Linked DNA regions of Homo sapiens: region 2 is linked to region 1. A link is a contact called in ENCODE Hi-C or POLR2A ChIA-PET data. All regions are on one chromosome and are shown on one strand. The core of a region is the stretch at or near the end of the contact, and the rest is flanking DNA. Distances in the headings are between cores, read along the strand shown.

Region 1 (3,974 bases), core at 816-3,315:
TACTGTGGTCTTTAACCCGCAGGACCCAAAGCTACAGCGTTTCCAGTTTCTTTCCTTCCCAGACTCTCAGGAAACCACTTCTCAAACGTCTACTTGCTACAGAATTGCTTGAGGAGAGTATTTAAAATGCAGATTCCCAGAGTTCATCCTCCAGGGATTCTGACTTTGGAGGTCTGGGGTAGGGCCCAGGACTCTGCATTCTTAGCAGACCCTCAGATAATTCTGAAGCAGGAGGGTCCTGATGCACCCATCTCTGAGAAACCTGCTTTACACCCATCTGAGTGGTATCTGTCCCAACCCCTACTCATGGCAAGGGGCCCATAAACCTCTGAGGGATGACTAAATGTTCCGGTGTGGTTCAGGTTTCTCTCTGGGGGTTGAAAATGTTATAAAGTGCAATGGGAGATTTTCTAGGCAGAAGATGGGTCCTTTGCCTTCTGAGAGATGGGGCTACTTCTCTTGGGTTTCACTCTATAGGTGAAGGCGGAGTGAGGGGAGAGGGCCGCCCCTTGAGGGCTCAGCAGGGCCCTAGCCTGCGCCTGTTTTCAGACCAGGTTGCTGCTCTTTTGGCTGACGTCATAAAACAGAGCCCTGGGTGGGCGTGGTGGCTCACGCCTGTAATCTTAGCACTTTGGAAGCTGAGGCAGCGGGATCACCTGAGGTCAGGAGTTCAAGACCAGCCTGCTCAACATGGTGAAACCCCATCCCTACTAAAAATACAAAAATTAGCCACGTGTCAAGTGAGGAGCACCTCTCTCTGGCCGCCGCCCTGTCTGGGAAGTGAGGAGTGCCTCTTTCTGGCCGCCACCCTGTCTGGGAAGTGAGGAGCACCTCTGCCCGGCCGCCGCCCACCATCTGGGATGTGAGGAGTGCCTCTGCCTGGCCGCTGTGCAACCCTCCAAGTGTGAAGTGACAGCCTTGTGGGTGATACTTCTGCCCTCCCCAAGTTTGCATTTTTGACATTGAAGTTTACTTTTTAATTAAAAGTTTTAAATTGGAGAATAAAAAAAAATTAGCCAGGCGTGGTAGCACACGTCTGTAATCCCAGCTAACTGGGAGGCTGGGGCAGGAGAACTGCTTGAACCTGGGAGGTGGAGGTTGCAATGGGCCAAGATCGTGCCACTGCACTCCAGCCTGGGCGACAGAGCAAGACTCTGTCTCAAGCAATAACAACAACAACAGAGCCCCAAGTCAGTGTTTCTCAACCTTGCCCCAACCGCTTCCGAATCACCTGTTATTTGTCAAAAATGCAGATTCCTGCCCCCAACTCTGATTTGTTGAATTAGGATGAGGAAGAGGGGACAGCGCCCAGAAATCTGCACTCTCGGCTGGCACCCCAGCCATCACTTATGCACCTGAATGCTTGAGAAATTCTGTCGCAGAACATGGACTTTGGAGTGTCACAGACCTGGGTTCCAGTCCCAGCTCTGCCACAAAGTAGCTGCGTGGTCTGGAGCAATCTCAGTCTCTGTGAAACTCAGTTTCCTCATCTAAAGAAATAGGTTACTACACAAGCTTATTGGTCTTGCTGTGAGTTGATTCTCACAAGACCAATCAAACAATGAAGAAATGTACGCAAAGCACTGGGCACCTCGGAGAGATGGCACCCCCAGCCTAGTGGTAAAGAGAGGGATGCATAGAGGAATGCTTTCTCTGGGAGGAAAGAGCTGGGAGCACTGAGCATTACTCACCCACTGGCAAACACTGACCCACTTCAAAACAATTCTGACTTTCCATTTCCTCTGGGGGGAGCTCAGTGAAGCTTTCAAAGGTGACTAGGTCCTTTCCCATACTCAGGTGTGAGCCATCCCAAGTCCCAAGTTGGGGTCAGGTGTTGTAAACAAAAAATAATACAATTTTGACTCCTTCCACACCTCCAGCTGAGCCCTCCATCCACGGCCCCACCTGCCATTTCCCCTCCACGTGACATTCCTAGATCCCTCACTGGGTGGCAGGCCCAGTCTGAAAGGCCCTCTTGGCAAACCACGGGTCTGCCAAGGTCCCTGGGACCTGTAGCCTCAAAGCCAGGAGTTTCCAAATCCTTCCTTCTCTTTGGCTCTCCCAGTCTGGCCATGCAAAGAAACGCCAGAGCTTTTAAAAAGTTTCGGCCATTCATAATGGATTAGTCCACTCCGGAAACATTCCCCAGCTCTGCTGAGAGCCTGCCAGGCGACTTGGTGACGTGCTGCTCTCAGCGCACACAATGGGCATGGGAGAACAATGACGAGGAGAAAAACATCCCGCCCGCGTGTCCATGGGCTCACATCCTCCTAGGACCCCGCCCCCGCATGCGCTCCCAGAGCTGGGGGAGTGGGGCGGGGGGACGGGGAGGGAGGGATAGAGAGAGGTGCTAGAGGACAACTGCGAGAGCAAGTGAGGGAGGGGAAGAGGAGGAGCTCACCCAAATTTCCCCGGTTTGGCTGCATTCTGAACCAGTTGGGTGAGTCAGATTAGAAGCCAAATCTGCTTATTCTGGCTCTCCTGCTAGCCCCGCGGCCACTGCTCACGGCCCGATGCTGAAACGGATTAAAACCTGAGCTGGCAAACAAAACAGTTCAGAGTTACTGACCTACGGTGCACAGCGTTGGGGCAGGGGTGTGCCTGGTAGGAGGCCAAGTGTTGCCACTTAACCTCCCATGTGCAAGGAGTTCAAAATCCCAAAGCCTCAGTTTCCCCATCCACTGAAATGGGGAAATCGTGCATGCTCTGTTTCCCTCACAGAAGGTGAGGCAACAAGGGCTACTGGGCGTGAAAGCATTTTCATAATTATTAAAAACATTAGCCAGGCGCGGTGGCTCACGCCTGTAATCCCAGCATTTTGGGAGGTTGAGGCAGGTGGATTACTTGAGGTCAGGAGTTCGAGACCAGGCTGACCAACATGGTGAAACCCCGTTTCTACTAAAAATGCAAAATTAGTCAGGCATGGTGACATGCACCTGTAATCCCAGCTACTTGGGAGGCTGAGGCAGGAGAATTGCTTGAACCTGGGAGGCGGAGGTTACAGTGAGCCGAGATTGTGCCATTGCATTCCAGCCTAGGCAACAAGAGTGAAACTCCATCTCAAAAAATAAATAAAAACAAACAAACAAAAACCCAAATAATTATTTAAAAAAATACTTGGTCACCAGGTGGTGTCATTCCTCTGACAAAGCCACTGGGGGAGGTCACAGCCAGGAATTAGAAGGCATGGCGCTTTTCATCCCAGGCAGCTTACAACTTAAACCCAAGAAAGAGACTTAGACACTGAAAACCTAGATACAAGAGTGTAGACTAAGCTGGGTGCGGTGGCTCATGCCTGTAATCCTTTCACTTTGGGAAAGGAGGATGTGAGCCCATGGACGCGCGGGCGGGATGTTTTTCTCCTCGTCATTGTTCTCCCATGCCCATTGTGTGCGCTGAGAGCAGCATGCCAAGGTGGGCGGATTGCCTGAGCTAAGGAGTTCAAGACCAGCCTGGGCAACATGATGAAAGCCCGTCTCTACTAAAATACAAAAAATTAGCCGAGCATGGTGGCATGTGCCTGTAAGTCCCAGCTACTTGGGAGGCTGAGGCAGAAGAATTGCTTCAATCCAGGAGGTGCAGGTTGCAGTGAGCCAAGATAACGCCACCGCACTCCAGCCTGGGTGACAGAGCGAGACTCCGTCTCCAAAAAAATAAAAAGTGTAGACTATAGACAACTAGAATTTCTAGACTGTCTGGCTTGGGGTAGGTCTGGTTGGGGATTGGGAGAATGCTTGGGGGATTTACTGAGAAGTGGTCACTGTTTCTATGCTAAGCTCTGTTTTTCACTTAGGTTATAGGTATTTGGGTGGCCTTTCAGGCAATGGAGGTTATGAGGGAGCTAAGGCCCCTGTGGACCCCTTGGCACCAGCACTGGCATAGGCCCACTTGCTACCACCAGAACTGAGCACATATGGGAGCATTCACGGGGCTGATTAAGGAAGGCTTCCTGGAGGAAGGGAGTTTGAGGCATG
Region 2 (3,974 bases), core at 963-3,462, 170 kb before region 1:
CTGCATAGACAAAGAAAAAACAAACTCCTGCTTTGCTTTTATTGAAGGGTTTCCAGGACTGCGTGTCTGCTCCTGAGCTCTGTTTTAAGTATGTGTATCCTTTGCTTGTATTTTGTATTAAAAAAATAAGAAAAAGAAGCCTTTATTGTTGAGCATGTTGGCATTGTCCCCTTTATTTTTTTCTCTTTTTGGGACATATGAAGCAAGTTATTCTTTTTCTGTATCTTTTTTTCTTTTGTAAACTTTTTTTTTGTTTTGTTTAAAAATGGCTTTATAAAAGGGCTTTTATAACCCAGATGTGTGCTCTGTGTACTTCTTGTAATACCTTAAAGCAAACACACTAACTTACACAGCTTTGTTAATCAGCTCCCAGTTCAGCCTGACTTTGTGGGAACTTATTTCCCTAATAAATTATTTAGAAACTTTAACAGTGACCATCCCTGTTGTTGGTAAAAGATAAACATGTCTTGGTTCAAAAGTTAATACCTCAGGATGGAATCAAGAAGCAGTAGACTTACCAGTTTGATTAATTAAGGGAGCACTGGACTGGGTGCGTAAGGATTCTTAATTAGCATTTTTTCTCATGTTTACATCCAAGGTTATGAAGTGTTGTGGAAAGCAAAGTTTAACAATCATATATAATAAAAGATAATGTTTATACTCACAGAACACACTTGCATTCAATTCCAAATACCCATAAGAACTACGCTGAATTTTGAATTAAAGATTACTTGTTAGGTGGACAATGTGGTACAAGATCCCTCTTTAGAACTGGGCTGATATTGTAGCTATTAGGGCTTTTTTCTTTTTAACTTTTCCTCTTGTTTACATACTTGCCTTGTCAGCCAAATACTATAATTGAAATGCAAATTTGGCTTTGAAATTAAATGCTTTGTGCATCCTGTTATCCGTCAGTGACTAGCTAACTTTTTAAATTTCTTTCTTTCTTTTTTTTTTTTTTTTTTTTGAGATGGAGTCTTGCTCTTGTCGCCCAGGCTGGAGTGCAATGACATGATCTCAGCTCACTGCAAACTCCACCTCCCGGGTTCAAGTGATTCTCCTGCCTCAGCCTCCCAAGTAGCTGGGATTACAGGCATACACCACCACACCTGGCTAATTTTTGTATTTTTAGTACAGACGGGGTTTCACTATGTTGGCCAGGCTGGTCTTGAACTCCTGATCTCAAGTGATCTGCCCACCTCGGCCTCCCAAAGTTCTAGGATTATAGGCGTGAGCCACCCCTCCCGGCCATTTTATTCTTTTTCGGAGATATGAGAGTCTTGCTATGTTGCCTGGGCTGGTCTCAAATTCCTGGACTCAAGGGATCCTCCTGCTTCAGCTCCCCCAGTAGCTCAGATTACAGGTGCAGGCACACTGCCCACATACATTTATTTCTTAATATAATGAGTTGTCTCAGGTTAAAGTTGAATTTGGATGAGCATTAACCATCTACTTTTCCTCATAATCCTTAAGTATTTTATGGATAACATAGACAATTTTATGTTTCAGGACAGTGCTGAAGAAATGCAGTCTGATTTAAAGGATTTCAAAAACCAACAAGTGGATAAACAGATGAAGAGAGGTTAAAACACACTTGGAGCTACCTAGACTCCTATCCATGAACATCGGTATACAGTACTACACTGTAGTTGTGCAACACATATTACCTCATTTAATTTTTCCAACAACTGTGAGATCGGCAAGTGTTTGTTCTTCCAATATTGTAAAGAATAACCTGGTTCAGGTAAGATGAGGTTTTATGTGGTACCTGATGTAGCTAGTATGTAGTACAACAAGGGTTTGAATCAGTGCTGTGTGCTTTAAGTTATCACAGTTGTTCGTTCTAAAGCCAGCTCCCTTTGGTATACATGGGTCCCTTAAGCCTTCTTCCTGGTATTGAGCTTTTGAGCATTTTGCTGTTCTCTCACATCTCCCAGTAACAGTGATACTTGAACCAGTCCAATGAGTTACATCAAAGATTTAATGGGGAAAGTCGGAAACTTCAATGAGTAAGGAGATTTCTCATTGAATACTTCGGTTTGCTTGAAAATCCTGGTGACCCCTAGACACAAAGCCTCAAATTATTTAAAAGCTTTTATTTTCTGATTATGTCTCATGATAGTGACTGTTGAGGAAAATGTTCGTCATGTTGACTGTATAGCAGTTACAGTCTGCCAGTAGAGGGCAGTGTTTGTCCTCCATAGGTAGTGGAATGCTTGCTCTCCCCATCTCATTTTTAGATACTATCAGACTAGGCTCAGGACATTTTTAGATACTGTCGGCTAGGCTCAGTTGATATTCTGCAAGTGTATCAACACCTTGCCACTTACTTGGGTTATCGAAGCCCTGTGATCAGTGTACCCAGTTAACATCCTAATGTATGTAGCAGCAATCTTTTCTGAATTTTAAATAGGAAATAGAATTTCTTGATTCATGCACATCTGTCTTCTTGTGTTGTTCCCTCTTTATATCTCCTAAGCCTATGTGGATAACATCCCGAAATAGAAGTGCAGACTGAAATTTCAAAATGCAGCTGTGAACTCTTTGCCCTATTTTGAAACAGGTGTTGTCTTTGAAATTGCCTTCCAGCTCAAAAGCCTTGTTTCTTGTACAATCAGCACTGATATGTGTTCACACACAACAAATACTTAGATTTGTTTTCAAGGTAATATGGTAGTTTGTGTTCCTTTATCTTGATGACTTGCTTCTCTTTTCCTCCATTATCTTACTAGAATAGATAGGTACTCATTTTGACATGCTTTGGCTGGGTCACCACCAAGAGAAATCAGTATTATTCATGGGTGTGCCCCCTGGTTCAATAGTAAACCCTGCACAAATATTGTGAAATAAATGCTGTGTTAATTCTGGGGTCAGGGAGTGAGAGGGTACAGCCAGAGTTCCCATCCTAATAAAGCAAATAATTACTTTAAACTATGATAACAAAATGTTGGAAATAATTGTTTGCCTTGATTTAGCAGTAAGCTGGCACCCAGAAGGGATTTGTTTAAAAATCTAACTTTAAGGAACAGGTTGATCAAGGAAGAGTACACATATATATTATTATTGGTAATGTTTTAGCTATTAAGTTGAATACACAAACCCTTTTATTAGAATGTGTAAGACCACCTCCTTGGCTGATGTACAAAGCAATGTGTGTAATAGTTATACTTTTTCCATCTTGGGAAGAAACACAAATACACAGTCTATATGTAGTCAGGGCTCTCCTGATTATAAGAGATTAGGGTAGATGGGTAAAGTAAGGCTCTGAAGGAGATAGAAAGTCATTGATCCAAGAAAAATGATAGCCTAAATTTTAGGATATGATAACTACCAATTTGGTAACCCTAGCTGATTGGTTATCTGGTAAGAAGTGTCTCATCCATAAAGAACTGAACGTGTGTAGTAATATAATTAACAAAAAATAAGGTGCAGTGGCTCACACCTGTAATCTCAACATTTTCAGAAGCTGAGGCAGGAGGATTGCTTGAGGCCAGGAGTTCATACCAGCCTGGAAAACAGTGAGATCCTGTCTCTACAAAAACAAAATAAACAAGTTAGCTGTGTATAGTGGCATGCACCTATAATCCCAGCTACTGGGGAGGCTTAGGAGGAAGAATCACCTGAGCCCAGGAGTTCAAGGCTGCAGTGAGCTATGATCGCACCACTGCACTCCAGCCTGGGTGACAGAATGAGACCCTGTCTCTTAAAAGATAAAAAGAAATAACGAAAAATAGATTGTGAAACACTGGTGTTTACCAAGAAGTGTGTAGACAGTGACCCACACTGGATCCTCATTTTGTGGCTATAAATTGGGTCTCTTGTGGTTCACTAATTCAGCCTAGAGGAATACAAATACTAAACACTTTAAAAATATCGTTTTACTTCTAAGGTAATCAGGAATAATGATATAGCTAAGCTCTTTTATAAGGCACTAAATGTCTTTAGGAATCAAAGACTCAATGGACGTTCTGTTT

Evidence for each region. A loop is a pair of places that touch in the nucleus more often than their neighbours do. ChIA-PET counts read pairs that join two places held with the same protein, here RNA polymerase II (POLR2A). Pooled maps may share reads with other maps.
Region 2: a loop to region 1 is called in a pooled map, with 2.3 times the contacts of the local background. The contact joins two enhancer-like sites. A Hi-C loop is called at or near these places in 2 of 168 maps with a recorded cell type or tissue (CD14-positive monocyte and endothelial cell of umbilical vein), 1 of 37 single-sample maps with no recorded cell type and 4 of 50 pooled maps. POLR2A ChIA-PET finds 5 or more read pairs at or near these places in 4 of 52 experiments (MCF 10A, SK-N-SH, activated CD4-positive, alpha-beta T cell and 1 more).

The regions. Positions count from the first base shown.
Region 1 is chr1:205,541,927-205,545,900 of GRCh38, reverse strand. No RefSeq gene overlaps it. Among named protein-coding and RNA genes, the nearest start is that of SLC60A1, 25 kb to the left of the region's middle. RefSeq lists silencers at 2,221-2,350, 2,451-2,500 and an enhancer at 2,066-2,360. Within about 2 kb of position 2,065, at least 22 of the 41 ENCODE cell types and tissues checked have a DNase peak (open chromatin) inside an H3K27ac peak, as active enhancers do.
Region 2 is chr1:205,709,514-205,713,487 of GRCh38, reverse strand. NUCKS1 (nuclear casein kinase and cyclin dependent kinase substrate 1) reads left to right here. Exons shown (of 7, transcript NM_022731.5): 7 at 1-666. Among named protein-coding and RNA genes, the nearest start is that of SLC45A3, 31 kb to the right of the region's middle. Within about 2 kb of position 2,212, at least 3 of the 41 ENCODE cell types and tissues checked have a DNase peak (open chromatin) inside an H3K27ac peak, as active enhancers do.